2 separate regions of the Homo sapiens genome follow, and region 2 is linked to region 1. Evidence: chromatin loops called from intact Hi-C (ENCODE). Cell type or tissue: heart right ventricle. All regions are shown on one strand. Links, peaks and the distances in the headings refer to the core of each region. The heading gives the core; the rest is flanking DNA.

Region 1 (8,276 bases), core at 1,683-6,682:
TTTTTTTTTTTTTTGGAGGTAAGAGTCTCGCTCTGTCGCCCAGGCTGGAGTGCAATGGTGCGATCTCGGCTCACTGCAACTTCCAAATCCTGGGTTCAGGTGATTCTCCTGCCTCAGCCTCTGGAGTAGCTGGGACTACAGGCGCCCGCCACCACACCTGGCTAATTTTTGTATTTTTAGGAGAGACTGGGTTTCATCATGTTGGTCAGGCTTGTCTTGAATGCCTGACCTCAAGCAATCCACCCACCTTGGCCACCCAAAGCGCTGGGATTACAGATGTGAGCCACCGTGCCCGGCCAGCTTCAGATTTCTATCCTCACCATCTTAGAAACCAAAATTATAAGCTCTGGTTAGAAAAATCACAGAAAAGAAAATCTGATTGTTTAGGTTTGTGATAGGTGTCTATGCTGGGATGAATCTCTGTGGCTAAGGAGAGAGAATTGCTAACAAGCAGTTAGCAATTCCCAGAGTGGGACCTGGAGAGGAGCAGGTCCCAGAGAAGAGGAGAGTGCTATGCCCCGAGGAAAAGGACACTGTGCAGACAAAACAGAAAATATCCACCCGATCTACTCAACATTTAAGGTTTATCGGACTCTGAAAAGAAAAAGAAAAAAAAGAAAAAACGGTAACTTTAGAGTTGAAAAGAATAATGGGAGTCTGTGATTCCAACTCTCCACCACTGTGTTCAATTCTGAGTACTATGTTTTAAAAGAGGCCTAGACAATTAAAGGGATGTGCAGAGCAGTGATGGCACTAGAAGGAACTGAAACTTATTACCTTACAAAAAGAGGACCAAAGACACAGTGGACTTCAATTATTTGAACAGTCTTTTCTGTAGGGAAAGATGCATATTTAGTCTGTGCTGCCCAATTCTAGGGCTCAGAAATGTAAATAATTGCCTATAGGATTCAGAAAGGTAACATAAGGGAGCTAACCAGATGTTGAAAAAATGATAGTACATGCATGATAATGAACGGCAAGTATTAGCCCTAGGATATGCAAATCTCTAGGCAGTGGAGGACTGTTGAGACCTGGAGAACTTGTTCTTCATCTCAAGGAGGCAACCCCCACTAAGGTCCAGTTAATTGTTGCCCTGTGGAAATGTGGGTGCAGTATTTCAAGACCATACTTTTCCAAAAAGAGCCACAAAAACCTTTTTTTTGTGTGAAAACTCTCAATTTCTTCAATGTTGGCTCATTATTTTTAAAAACACCTTGTGGGTCAAGCAAAATACAGTTTTGAAAAAGATCCCCCTTGGGGCTCCAGATTGAAATCCCTGCTCCAAAATGTAGAGCTAGTGACTCAAAGTTCTTAAGAGTCGAGTTTTTCATCTTTATAATTTATTTATATTTTAATAATTAGAAGTCTTTGGTAATGATGTAGTAGATGCCTTGTGAGGTAGTAAATATGCTGTCCCCAGAAACATGTACAGAGAAGCTGCTGACCATCACTAAGGAACACTGTGAAGATAAATTCTGCATTAGGTGGTCGTAGAAGCCCAAAATGAAGGTCTACAGATTGCCTCTGAAATTTTTTAAATGAGAACAGAAAATGTTCTCTGTGAGAGATTCTAAAGAAGTAGAAGATAACACGTGAAGACTTTATATAATCTAACTGGGACTTAGACACATTGGTGAAAGAGGTAATAATGAAAGCCAAAGCAACACAATATTTCTAAGTACAGGCAAGACCACATGGAACATATATGTGTCACAGGTCCTGGCAATGGGATAGGATTGTAATAGATGTAAGTCCAAATCTCTTTCTGTCTAGTTAAAAAAAAAAGGTTGAGGGAATGTTTCTGGCCCTATGCCATGCTTTGGGATGTTTAGTATAAAGGTTTTGATGGTTAAGTGTCCTGGATTCATGTCCTCACTCATGTTACTCTTGAGTAATGTGACCGTGGACAAGTCCCATGCCTCACTCTCCAAACAACTTGAATGAGTTACCATCATCTCAAATTCAATATTGCTAAAATAGTATTCCCTACTTTCCTTTCTTCTTAGGCTCCCTTTCTCGACTTCCCCATTTCATGTGAAGCAGTCAAATTCGACCTCTTCCTAGATTCCCGTGGCTCATCATTTGTCCACCACAACAAGGGACATCTCTGAGATGACTTCATGAGCAATAAGCTAAAGAGGAAATCTGGGTTCATAGTGTAGGAGGACAAAGTAAGGAACTTCCAACTGACACCAAAGACAACGAGGTGCCCAGAATGAGAAACAGGCCTGTTGCTGAGCCACAGGCCTCGTAAAGGAACACTCGGCAATACAAAAACCAAACCAAAGCTCAAAAACTCCTCCACACAGACCAGGTAACTTCTGAGACCAGGACCATTCTCTTCCCATTTTTGCCTGTAGAATTTTGGGCAAGGACAAAGGTTTCATCTTCTGGTTGTAGGTGTGCCCCTCAAACCTCTATGTAAAAGTGAATATTTATATATCAAATCATATATATTTATTAAACTCAACTATAGCTTCTGACATGCTCCCATAAAGAAAAAAATGGCTACTACCCATATTAAAAACAGTTGTATAGCATTGGAGATATACCTAATGCTAAATAATGAGTTAATGGGTGCAGCACACCAACATGGCACATGTATACATATGTAACAAACCTGCACGTTGTGCACATGTACCTTAAAACTTAAAGTATAATAATAATAAAATTTAAAAAAGTTGTAATAATCCTCCTAACATTGTCATAGCCTGAATATATTTAATTTATAAATAAAACAGTGACTACAGAAACATTAGTTGAATAGTCAGTGTAACCTTAAAATTTGTTTAAATGTGATACATGTAAAATTTGTCCTACAAATTCACTGCAGAGCCAGGCATAATAGCTCATGCCTATACTTCCATCTACTCAGGAAGATGGAGCGGGAGGATCGCTAGAGCCCAGGAGTTTGAGGCTGCAGTGAGCTATGATCGCACCACCCATCTCTAATGAAAAAAAAAAAAATTCACACCAAAATTTATTTATTTTTTTCTAACTGGTAAGATATTTCTGTCTTTCTCAGTGGGATTGCCCAGCTGTCAATAAATATTATTTGACTAATAACTAATTGGTAATAAACAATACCTATATTTTAACTGAGAGGCACTTCAGCAGAGTGAATAATAGCCTGACCTCTGGAGTAAGACTGCCTGGATGCACATCCTAGTCACCATCCTCTAGCTGTTAAGTTTCTTTTCTTTTTTTCTTTTCTTTTTTTTTTTTTTTGAAACAGAGTTTCACTTGTTGCCAGGCTGGAGTGCAGTGGCATGATCTTCGCTCACTGCAACCTCCACCTCCCGGGTTCAAGCGATTCTGCTGCCTCAGCCTCCCGAGTAGCTGGGATTAGAGGCATGCGCCACCATGTCCGGCTAATTTTGTATTTTTATCAGAGATGGGGTTTCTCAGTGTCGGTCAGTCTAGTCTCGAACTCCTGACCTTAGGTGATTCGCCTGCCTCGGCCTCCCAAAGTGCTGGGGTTACAGGCAGCTGTTAAGTTTCTTAACTTCTTTATAGTTTCCTGATTTATAAAAGAGTAAACCTACCTGATAGGGTGTGATAAGGATTAAGTAATATATATGAGGCAGCACCTGACATATAGTTAGCAATGTGTACTGTGAACTATTATTATCATCATCTCTTGCCTTACAAAAATCCATTCATCCAATAAGTATTCACCAGGCTGTATCTTCTGACCCAGGCCCTGTACCAGGCACAGTAATATTTTTAGCATTTTGGGGCCTGACTTTAGTGTAGGCAGTGCATTCTCAAGTGTAAAAATCAAAGAGTAAGATGGAAGTGGGTGCAAGCCTCCTTCACCTACCTAATTAAATGCATAAATCAGAAATGACACTGAGTTTGCTTCAAGGGGAGCTGACCCATAATCTGTTGCTGAAATTTACAGTTAGATGGTTCCCCACTCAGGTTGCTTGTGCCACATCTACATTAAATTTGCATCCGGCTTAGATTTCTGTATTAGATGATGCTTCTAATTTGTGTTTTGGGTTAAGGCCCAGCTCCCAGTGTGTGCAGAGAGAGTGACGAATGAGGAGGCCGTGTTATCAGAAGGCCGGGTGGGACAGAGTTCTGATGTGAGTATGGTGTGCCAGCTCTCACATGTCTATAGCCCAGGCCAAAATCTGCCCTCAGTTATGCATGCACAGCTTGCATTGACGTCAGTAAGAACTGTGCTCATGTAACAGGAGGCAGAAATTTGGCTCTTTGATTTTAATAGAATTAAATGCCAAAAGTTTTGCTGGTGCAAGTTGCAAATGTAATCCCCAAGGGTCAGGAAAATGCAACAGAATACTGTTCTGTTGGCAATCTCATCTTTTGCACAGGCCATATAATTAAATGACTAAATTTCTCATGCTTAACTTGGAAGGCCCTAATGCTATTGTGCCTATGTGTTGTGTGTGGCCTCCCATTGCAGTCAGACCTTTAAGAATGATTCCAAGATTTGGTCTGTGGCTTCAGATAAAAGCCTAACACATAGCCCTAATTCATTGTCTGCTGTAGATTTGATTTCTAGTCTGGGTCTTAACAACAATGCCAAAATCAGCTGGTGGTGCTGAACAGACTCCACTCCCCACCTTAGATGATCGGTGAATTAAGTAATGACATTTAGAAGCCTAGCATTCTTAGAGTATTCAGTCTAAGTTTCAGTCTAATTTATGTTCAGACATACCCATAGCTTTGTCTTAATATTTATGTGGCTTTGGAAATTTAATTTAATTTTGTGCAATGATGTTAACAATTGGGTTTCCCAGACCTGAGCATCTGGTAATAAGGTTTTGAATGGTAAAACACAATTAAACAGCAATATTGAGCCAGGCCAATAATCCAAAAAAATTCTCTAACTAAGATGTTTCTGCTTCCTTTAACCAGCTATTCAAAGTCATATTTCCTGCTTTGAGTCCAGAGAAGTAGGATTTTCTCCTGAACTGTTTATTTAGAACTTAGATGGATGCATGCCCAAGTGTGTCTCCCATTCTGTGAGTTTCCTTGTGGATGACATAACCTAGCAGAGCCTTCTGAGCCACTTGTCACTTCTCACTTTCTTCTCTCCAGAAGAAGACTGGGTTTTGTGGATGGTAAATTTGGGAGAATAGAACACATCCAATCCAGCCCTTTCCTCCTCTCACTCTCTTTGTGGTATCTTCCTGCCTGCAAAGAATATGTATTCTTCTCTGCTCTCATGCTATTGGTTTTGCTCCTGAGAAGGGAAGCAGCATTGCCTGTGACTGGGGGTGAGGTCTGTTTTGTTCAGGAGATTGGTATTCATAAATCCAGCACACATAAGCCATGTTCCTCAATAGCTTCAGGAGCAATAGAGCTGCCATCTTGACATCTGTCAATTCAATACTTTAATGAGTGGAGGTTGCTGTACAAAAACTCATTCGCTAATGTTTGAAACTGACATATTAAAAACTAACAGTCTAAGAGCATTACTTAGAAAGAGGGAGGCAAATATCAGGGGTTGAAAGTGATTGCCCTTGAAAATCAGATTCAGGGGTGCAGAGTAGGAAAGAGCAAGAGATCACTGCCCTCACTCTACTTCAAAGTTCAAACTTGTTTTGATATGGCATGAACAATTCATGATTCCACACTCCACCATATCATGGAATCATAATCACATTGCAGTAGGAGAAACTTTAATAGGTTTTCTTATCCAGTGTTTTTCAAACTGAAAGTCATAATTGGTTAGCATATTATATAATCAATTTATTGGATTGTGACCAACATTCTTTACTGAAATAAATAGAATAGGATAAAATAGATCACACTAGAGGGTATTATCCTGAATCACAACAGAAAATATATTTTCTATTGTGGATTGTAATTAAAAATATTTCAAATCTATTCAGTTCTTCTAAATTTCTATTCAACCTTCAACCTGTTCTTCAGTTCTCTTAAGGATAATACTCACTCTATCCACCAAGCCAAGGAGTGATAAATTAGATTATGCAAATAAAATGCTTTGGAAACCATTAAGCTCAAACCATATGTAAGGTATTATTATAATTACTTTATGATTACTTTATGATTATTATAATTGAGAAACATCTGAGCTAGCTTACTTTCAAATCTGAACATCTCTCCAACGTGAAAGAGTAGCCACAGTCCCACCACTACCCCCACCACACTCACACTCCTCCAAGGAGCTACTGATGCTATGTAGTGTGTAGGCAGAGCCCCAGATAAGTTGGGCTTAGAAACAAAGGAAATTCTGACCTGGAAGCACCTTTATGTTGCAGAAAAGGATAATAGTTTTGACAAACCTTGATGTTACACAGACTGGGATCCAAATTTAGCTCTTCCACTGACTAACTATATGACTTGAGGCAAATTATTTAATTTCTAGGAGTCTCAGAATATCATCAACATCAAAACAACTATTGTTATATATTCTGAAAATACCAAGAAAATATTTTTCTCACTCTTAGTGGAGAAACTAAAGGCCACTGAGGAGACAGAAATCCTGCCTAAGCTAAGAGGCAGCATAGCAGAGAAAAGAAGGAGAACGACCGTGTCTAAGCCAACTCTTCAGCCATCTGTGCATGGCTGTGCAAGGGAGACATACAGCACTGGGCTCTCTGCACCCATGCTCTGTGAGCACCATTGAGTCTGCCCTCTAGTTGTAGGGATGTTTGTCATTGGCAAATCCTCACATCTTGCTGTTTCCAATCTCATTCATTTGACCCATTGGCATTTTGACACAGGATTCCATGCTTGATGTTCAGGAGCATCCTGTGGACATAAAACCACAAGCTTTCCCAGAATTAAAGAGCCTGGGTTCTGCTGTGTTTGACAAGTGCAGGGCATAGAATTGGAAGTCCTCGGCTCATATTTCATTTCTGCCACTTCCTCATGTGACCTTTGCTAAATCATTTCATGTCTGTATCACATTTTCCTCCTTCAATAATACCAGATGAAACCAAACAGAAACTCCAGGATTAAAGTGCCCTGAGTAAAAATTAGAAATACTTGCATTTCCCAAAACAGAATGATGCTAATAGGAGCAAAACAAATAACTACTAATGCTTTTAAGGAACTAATAGTAATAATAAATACTGTTCTCTTTTGATGTCTACCTTTACCATACATATAAAATAGCAACAATGTTTATTTTTCTCATGTATACATCTTATCAATTCAAATAACTTCCTTTGACAATGATCACCTTTCACAATCTGGTTCTACCTACAATTTTTTACTGAATTTTTTATCTTTCCCCCAATCTGCTCATTCAATGCTGTGGCCACACTCAGCCTCTACATTTTCCAGACATGTCGGACATGTTCGTAACTCTGTGTTTTTTCTCATGCAAATATCTTCCTCCCTCCTCTAACTCCATGCTTATGTTCAAGCCCAGCCTAGATGTCACACCTCATCTATGAAGACAGCTCCCAACTCCTCTCCAAATGAAACTAATTTTTCCCACTTCAAGACTCCTATAGCATCTAATCCACACAGATAGTGCATGACATACATCAGAATATATCACAGCTCTATGTTCTTCCTCACCAGACTGTTAGCTTCTTGAAGACAGAGACTGACCCATGTATATTTGAATCTCCAGCCTTTCCATAGTGCCTGGCACTTAGCCAGCATGTAGTAAATGTCTGATCAAAGAACAAAGTTATCTCGACTTCTCAAGAGCTACAGTCTTCAACAAGGTTATGAAATAGAGATTCATTCTTTCTCCTTTGGGCAGCAAAGCCAGTTAGAGAACCAGCCCTTGGTGAGGTTACAGGCAGAGCCAGCATGTGATCATGTGTAAATCAGGTTTCAGGCTAAGAAAATCACCACATAGTCACCAGACATCTTGTGGTAGGTAAGTTAGTCCATATTTCAGACTGGGATGCATGGTAACAAAAACCAAAACAAAGCCTTATTTGGGGCGTTGGGAACCTGAGATCGAGCTAGACTGTGGGCTCCTACCACAGATATGGTGTGACCTTAGGAGAAACAGTCAAGTGGCCTGGGTCCTTTGAACTTTTCTCATGACAGTGCAAGTCCACACTAGGGAGAACTGAGCCATAAGGGAGCCAGCTGATTCCTGCACTGGCTTCTTTGAACTCTGGTCATTTCAGACAAACATGCTCCCTGAGCAATCCGCATCAACTAATGGAGTCTGCATCCCTGAAGGGAGAAGATGAACACACATGAAATATTTGGAAGAAAATGCACGGCAACATATAACCTAGGACCAAAGTATGCCAAACAGACATAGGTTTCCTGCTTTTATGATTCTACATTTGTATCACAAATAT
Region 2 (8,276 bases), core at 1,238-6,237, 60 kb after region 1:
TTATATACTACTGAATATGTGATATATCCAAAGCACTACATTAAGTGTAATAGGAAGTCTAAAGATAGAAAATCATGGTATTTGCTCTCAAGGAATTTATTATTTAATAGGAGATATTATATAGGTTTATAAGAGGCTATACAACAAGTAAAAGTACCACAAGATACATCAAAGCACTCTAACAGCTAATATTTGTTGTTATTTTCTACCTTCAGATTGACTCTAGCCAACTACAAATACCATGCTGTAGGTCTAGACAGAATTAGTGGTGACAATAATATGTGCTATTACAAAGGACATCAGGAACCTTCTGATGGGCCAGGCTCTGCCTCAGGATCAAGGTTCCAATGGAAGAGGTTCCATGAATGTGTCCTCCATTCTGCTGTGGCCTGTCTTCCCTTGCCTGACCCCTTCCTAGCTGCTTCTCTCTCTTTGCCTGCCAAGTCCTTAGGCCATCAGTCTTGCCTCACCTAACCTGTGGGATCTGCTCTCTTGATTTCTGACCACTTTCCCGGGTTTAGCCCACTGCTTTGCTCTGACATATGACATGCATGTACATTACATTGTTAGACTACTCAATGGGCTTCTGATGCCTGACCCTGTTTTGACATTGGACCTTAGATCTGGTTTCCTCTTGGGACTAGCTCTGCCTAAATTTTTTCAATCCACACCTAATCCCCAGTGGGAAGGACAGGCTTGAAACAAATAATTGCAATACAGTGTGATGAATGCTGTGACAGAAATAAGTTCAGAATTCTATGGGAACTCACTGGAGTAATAAATGTGATCCAGTTGTTTTAACAGAGATAATGGAACTAGATTATCTCTGTCAGTGAAATGACTGAATTAGAAGAACCACCTAAAAATAGGATTCATACTCTACAGTGAAACATGAAAAAGAACAAAATCACCAAATTTAACACCCAAACAATAACAACGTGTTGTTATGTAGAAATAGCCACTTTCTGAGAATTTTTTCTTTCAAGGTCTCAATATATCATAACTCATATATCTACAAACTGGGGCAGGAGGGACATTAGCAGTTAGGCTTTGTACTCAGTAAAAAATCATTTTTAGATCACCCTTGTTAGGGAGTCCTTCCATGCCATGTATCCACCCCACACATATTAATCATATACTATGGGCCGGTTTTAGTGCTAGAGCAAGAGATATAAAAAGGAAACAGAGATCTAGGCCTCGAGAAGATTCCAGCCAGGTGGGAGGGACAGACCTGAAGCAAATAATACAGTGTGATGAATTCTGTGACAAAAACAAGTTTAGGATTCTATGAGAACTCACAGGAGAAGGGAATGAAACCCCATGAATATCAGGATAATTGGGAGAGGGAAAGGAGACTAGAAACAGCTTTCCAGAGGAAGGGACTCTTGGGATAAGCTGGAATGAGCCAAGCCACATGAGGTGTATAAGTAGACAAAGCCAAGATGACAGCACAGACAAAGACAAGACGATATAACTAAGAAAAAGCAGAAGAGACAAGCAAGAGCTGGGTCACAAGGCTTTGTCTATTCCAACGAGAAGGTTGGATTGCACCCTGAGGACAGTGGGGAGCTGTCGTGGAACGCTGAGTGAAAGAATGTATAAGATTTGCACTTTAGAAAAAATCACTTCAGCAGCAATGTGAAGGATAGGCTAAAGGAGTATGAGACTAAGGAGTAGAAAAACTAAGTTGATGCATCTAGTGTAGAGGGATATGGCAGGACTACTTGAGCTCAATCCCCAAGGCCAAGGCAAAATGCTGAGAAATAAGAAAAAGCAGCAGCAGCACCTGGCTAGTACAGAAGCAAGCAGGATAATCATAGTCTCATATCAGACCCCAGTTAACCTCACACCTTCCTTTCAAGTCTGTAGAACTTCCCAGGAATATAGACAGTATACTATTCATGAAGAAATACTATGCTTGATGAATAGTACCAAGGTATCTTTCTTCAAGTCTTGGCACTGTCAGGGCCTAACATTGTATGAGTTTTCTCTCTCTCTTTTTGGGTGCTGTGGCATGATCATAGGTCACTAGAGTCTCAAATTCTTAGGCTCAAGCAATCATCCCACCTCAGCCTCCTGAGTAGATAGGACAGCAGGTGTGCAACATCATGCCCAGTTAAGTTTTTAAACTATGATTTAGAAACAGTGTCTTGCTATGTTGCCCAGGCTAGTCTCAAATTCCTGACCTCAAGCAATCCTCCTGCTTCAGTATCCCAAAGTTTTGGCATTACAAAGGCATGAGCCACCACAACCAGTTCTCTCCCTCTCTAACTCCCCTACTATGGCTGCTAGGCAATTACTAGTCAGTCTTATCTCCTGTGCTTGCAAAAGAATAAGAATTTTTGTAATGTGTTGGGAGGATTTGGGAATATCAGATCTTAAATTGGACTCATTTTTCTACTTGCACTGTTGAACTGGAGTTTATTAAATTAAGATACAATCACAATAATCCAGATTAGAAATGATAAGGGCCTAAACCAAGGCATAAGAGGTGTGAGGAAGACAGGGAACTGACTGGAGTGGCATTTTAAAGAAACTTGTCAGATACATGGATGATGGAGACTGAAGAAGAAGGCTGACTTTTCAGGGGACTCCGTACCAGTTCTCTGTCTAATACCTCCCCTCAGAGATAGTGGTAACAGGAAGGCTTCATAGACAGTGAATTATTATAAACAAGAAGAGAAAAGGCTTCCTCCTGAGGATTATAAATTCTCTATTGATTTTCAATAGGTAACATTGGTCATCTTCTATCTGAGATGGCTTAAATTTCATTTACCTTACTCTTAGAAAATAAAACATGTCTTCACACAATTTTTTCCAGCCTTACGATTGTGTCTTTAGGCTTTACATCCTGTATAAAAACATTCATGTATGTGATGACACCAGTTGATCCCTTAGAACCAGTCTATGGGAATTCTAACCACTGAATGTCTTGTTATGTGGGTGTACAATCTACTGATTACTCTTTGTTTTTTGTTACATGCAGAATTCAAGGACTTAGTATTAGGCAGTAAATCTATTAAAGAATATCTTAGACCAACTTTCTTCTTTCCAGCGTTCAATATTATCCAGGCACAAAGGTGAGCCTGTTGATTTCTACCCAAGAATCTGTTTCAAAGGCGCAATCCTGGATGAGCCTCTCCTAAAGCATCTGATTAATCCCAGGAAGGCTAGGATGGAAAATTCTGTGCTGGGATCCAGAGGTCACACAAAGAAATGCATATGTCTCAACCCTGGAAAAGTATCATCTGCATTCCAGCAGCAAACTGTTTTGGAAATGTCGTCCCTCAGAGGAGTTCATGCCAGACCCAATTAAAGTCATGGTAATAAAGAGTGTGGAAAGATGACACAAGTGGCTGGAAAGAATCATAAAGTGTTAGAACTGAAAGAGCTATTAGAGATAATCTACTCTAACTTCCTCATTTACAGTTGAGGAAACTGAGGTCCTAAAATCTAAACCAATAGATTTGCGACATTAACAGGACTGACTCCAGATCTGACTCCAGATTCACTTTTCTTCTTATTACACATTATCACTTCATACAGTTCCAAAGTCATACATATTAGTGCATTCTGGCTGAGATTCAGATATGCTAGCCTGCGGAATTAGGCGCCCTCCTGTCCAGAGGTCATTTGTGTGCACAAGGCTATTAAGGGCAACTGTAGTGGAATGTTTGTGAACACTTAGATAAGAATCTAGCTGCATCCCTTTACTGGTATGGGGCCCAAGACCCCCAGGGAATGACTTGGGTTGTGTCCATAATTAACGTCTAGACAAATACAGACATTTCTGATAGATTGGGGAGATCTCAAGGGAAGCCATGTTCCAAGGAGTGACAACCAGGCCACCAAAGAAAAAGTTGCCATAAGTGGATAGGAGTCTTGGAAGGGATAAACTTAGTATCAGGACCTGATTATAGGAAAGGGAGAAGTTATTCTGGGTATAATATGAGGCTATCTTTAAAACACTCTCCATCTACCCCAACCAGGCCCCAGGGATGACTACATATCCAAGGCAAGAAAAGAGCTGCATGAAAACAAATATATGAAAGAAATGAATCACTCAAAGGCACCTGCATTTCCATGAGAAAGTGACCTCTAAAGAGGGCTGGACAATGAAAATAAAAGACTTTACACTAGGGAGCCAAAGAGCTGTGTCAAGGGACACAGCTACATCTAATGGTGCTTGGCACAAGAAAGGGAACAGGTTCCCTCACTAGCAAACAACTCAGAGAACAAAGATAGGCAGACACGGAGACAGGCTTCAATCAAACGGCAGCAGAAAGAACAGTCACATCAAAGGAATAGGGGCCAAGAATAGGTCATCAACTCTGCCAAGGTATCCAGAGTCTAACATAGCCAACATGGCAAAGTAGGCCACTAACATCAAGGTGACCAGCAGCATAGCCACAGGCAATAAGGAGACATGCCCAACAATATAGGGGTTAAGAGGAGTGCAGCAGCACCCTGTGAATATCAGCAGAAAGGCAGTTCTGTGAAGTCTAACCAAGTCGTAACATAGAACAGGGAAAGACAGTAGCTGAAACAGACAGACTACAGAACAGTAGGCTCTTTTCACACTGCTATATTCCATACACTAAGCACTTTTGCTTGATTTTCTTTAAGTTTTAAAATTCAAACATTTGTGTTGCAGATTGGGTTCCCTAGGAGGAATAAGACTTCTAAAACAACAATTTCTACCCAGGAAGTTTACTGTGGGCAGGGGCTCTTGGGATCATCCCTATGGGAACAGATGGAAGCAACATTGAGCAGAGAGAGAAACTGGTCTGTGATAAGTCACATCAAAATCCTCAGCCATTCCATGGGGAGCTCTAGAGCTGCGATGCCCCTACAGAGTTGTCCCAAGTTGGGTAAAAGGATGCCCCTCTATTAACCACATGGGCTACCTCCAAGAAGGAAGTGTCACCTTGGATGAGGTGACATTCAGCAAAGGATAATTCCTGGTGAGAGACTCCACTAGAAATCAACACTGTCCAACTCTCTAAAACTGGGTCAATGAGTGTTTCAGTCCTCAAGGGAGGATCTGGACAGCATACCACACAGCATATACCACAATTTGTTAAATAAATAAAGGCAACAACCTGAATTATATGTGAGATATATCTACCTTTTTGAGGATTCCTAAAGCCATAAAAGAGAAAGTAAGGTTAAGGTCTAACCATTTGACAGATGGGTATTATTGATCAGCAGACTTAAGGACCAATTGTTCAAGTAATATCAGCCAGAATCTATAAACAAATAGGGTCTTAGAGCATCCAGGCAACAGTAAAACTCTGAAGGGCTAATGGTTCAACCTTCCGCCTACAAGACATCTGAGTGCTGAGAAAGCCCAACTGCTAGTTTCCTGACATCACTAAATGAAAAAAAATAAATAAAACAAAAATGTTTTGGATTTGTGGGTGTGTAACTCACCTGTCCCCTACCTCAGAACTCTATCCAATAATGGAACTTCAAACCAAATGGAGATTCAAATATCTGCTTCTTAATGTACTGGAAATCTTTCAGTGTTTCTTAAAGCAGAAGTCCTGGTAACTAAAGTGCAGAATACAGCCTGAGGCAAACTGAGGTCCTTACTTTCCACCTTCTGTATACACCTTGAAACCTACACACTCAGATATGCCAGGGGCTCCTGCAGAGCAGTCTCTGAGACCCACACTATCCAGATGAAAAGCCTGCATGTCTAACACAGGAATCACCAGCCTGATAAAGGAAGTGCTTTATATGACCAACTTCCCCTAGGAAAACATTGCCTCAAAAATGCCCCAGACTCTAAGAAATCAGACTAGTCTCTCCCATAAGGAGGAGAAAGTGAGAAGTCAAGAGAAAGGGGAAGGGAGTGTTGGCAGAAGCACCCCCTTTATGGGGAGGTGGGTCATAGGATGAGGGACAGGAGCATTCTTCCCCAAACCACTGTATACTTGTTTGTTGGGCCCCTTCTTGATCATCTCCAGGAAGAGGAGGTACATTGTTCACTAGGAAGGCTGTTCCACCTTTGAAACCCCTCTTTATTAAAAAAAAAAATCTTCATTATTCTGTGCTGAAAACTGGCCCCTCTAATTTTCACTCACTGCTATAATTCTTCCCTCTAGGACATCCAGGAGTATCTCTGTTCCCTTTAATACATGGCAGACTCTATCAAACAGATTTAGCTACTCCTTCCCATATGCTGCCTAAGCACATCAGACAAACTTCTACCACAACACCTACCAAATTTTACTGCTAATATGTGTGCTCCTAAAAATGCAATAGCCTAAGCTTCACTCATGGGCTGATTCTATAGGTCTTAGGTGAGTCTAGGACTCTACACTGTTTAGCGGGCACCCAGGGTGCCCAGAGATCCTGCTTTTGGAAACACAGTATCAGACTATGAGGTTCTTAAGAGCAGATATCTTATCCTACTTACCCTTGTATTCTTAGCACTTACTAGGAAGTTCTGAACAAAACTTTATTGAATGAATTAAAAAACTGAACAAAGAAAAAAATGGTTTTAAAGACAGGTATTATTAGCAAATCATCCATAAATCACTTCCTTTTCAGGATAATTGTTTCTGGTTTTCTTCACAACAGACCATTCATGATCCCATCACTCTCCTCTAAAGAACTGTAATTGTCAATATCCCTGTGAAAATGTGGTGTCTAGAGGCCAGCTCATGCTCCACTTGTAGACGTCTGTCCAAGGGACCATTACTACCCTTTATCAGGGCTCAGTCATGCCTCTAAGATAGGTTGAAATTGCAACAATTCCTTTCGGCATCCAAATGACACTGCTGGCCTGCTGGCGTGCATCACACTTGCATTCAACTAAAACTTCTACAAACTACCCCCCATCTTGAATTAAGGCAGTCGATTTTTCTTTACTTAATTGTAGTACTTTTATCCTCCCCCTATTAAATTTCAGCTTAGTTTCAGCTCATTATTCCAGTCAGTCCAAAGCCTTTTGAACATTCATTCTATCTTCCAATGTGTTCGCTATTCTTCCCAGCTTTGTATTATCTGAAAATTTAGTAAGAGATTTTGTGTCCTCTTTCCAATTCAATAATTAACATATTAAACATGACAGTGACAGAGCCAGGGGCAGAAAACTGAAGTACACCTTTGTAGATCTCTTTTTAAATTGACACAAACATCTTAAACATTTTTTGGAGTGTGGCTGTTGCATCAACTATAAACCTACCTAACTGTGCTTCATTCAGCCCATACTTCCTCTTGTCAACAAAGACATCATGAGAAAAACTTGATGAGCTAGAAAAAAATCTCAGACTAGGAGATCTCTTTATTCCAACTCTACCTGCCACAAACTTGCTGTCATATTAGGCAATGTAATTAATCTCTCTGGTCTTGTTTTTTCACTTAAAAATGAGAAATGAGGAATTTGAAATAACTTTAAGATCGCTACCAGCTCTACAATTCTGTTATGTTGGTGAAATATGTTACTTTTTTTTCTTTTTTTTTTAATTTTTGACACAGGGCCTTGCTCTGTGATATGGTTTGGCTGTTTCCTCTTCCAAATCTCACCTTGAACTGTAGTTACTATAATCTCTATGTGTCACAGGAGGGACCCAGTTGGGGGGTGGGGGGGATAATTTAATCATGGGGGCAGTTACCTCCATGCTGTTCTCATGATAGTGAGTTCCCATGAGATCTCTTTGTTTTCTAAGGGTCTTTTCCCTCTTTTGCTTTGCACATCTCCTTCCTGCCACCCTCTGAAGAGGGACATGTTTGCTTCCCTTCTGCCATGATTGTAAGTTTCCTGAGGCCTCCCGGCCATGCTGAACTGTGAGTCAATTAAATCTCTTTCTTTTATAAATTAGCCAGTCTCAGGTGTGTCTTTATTAGCAGCATGAGAATGGACTAATACATTTTGCCACCCAGGCTGGAGTGCAGTGGCTCAATTATGGCTCACTGTAGCCTCTACCTGCTGGGCTCAAGCAGTCCTCTTGCTTCAGCCCCTCAAGTAGCTGAGACCACAGGTGTGTGCCACTCCTAGCTTTTTTGTTTGTTTGGTTTTTTGTAGGGACTAGGTCTCCCTACATTGCCCAGATTTGAAATACAATATTTCTAACTCTAGTAAACTCAGAAAGAAAGTTGGTTTGATATGACTTGTTACTAGTGAACCTCTGACTACCAATAAAAATGACATGCTTTTCTAAATTCCCAAAGCTTTCGTTAAAAAATAATTCATTCTAAAATGTTGTAGTTCTATCTCCCCTCATAGGCAAATGGAAATCAAGAGGTTCTAATCATGGTCTGAGGTG

Evidence for each region. A loop is a pair of places that touch in the nucleus more often than their neighbours do. Peaks named below come from ENCODE experiments on the same cell type or tissue, not always from the same donor. Only the 100,000 strongest peaks of a DNase experiment are listed, where the experiment ranks them.
Region 2: a loop joins it to region 1, with 5 times the contacts of the local background. A loop is called at or near these places in 1 of 110 quality-filtered maps.

What each region holds. Positions count from the first base shown.
Region 1 is chr1:176,490,490-176,498,765 of GRCh38, reverse strand. All of the region lies in intron 1 of PAPPA2 (pappalysin 2), which reads right to left. Among named protein-coding and RNA genes, the nearest start is that of PAPPA2, 31 kb to the right of the region's middle. In heart right ventricle, for the core only: no CTCF peak of the experiment used is centred there; a DNase peak (open chromatin) is centred at 4,105; H3K27ac peaks cover 373 bases.
Region 2 is chr1:176,430,402-176,438,677 of GRCh38, reverse strand. No RefSeq gene overlaps it. Among named protein-coding and RNA genes, the nearest start is that of PAPPA2, 29 kb to the left of the region's middle. In heart right ventricle, for the core only: no CTCF peak of the experiment used is centred there; no DNase peak of the experiment used is centred there; H3K27ac peaks cover 356 bases.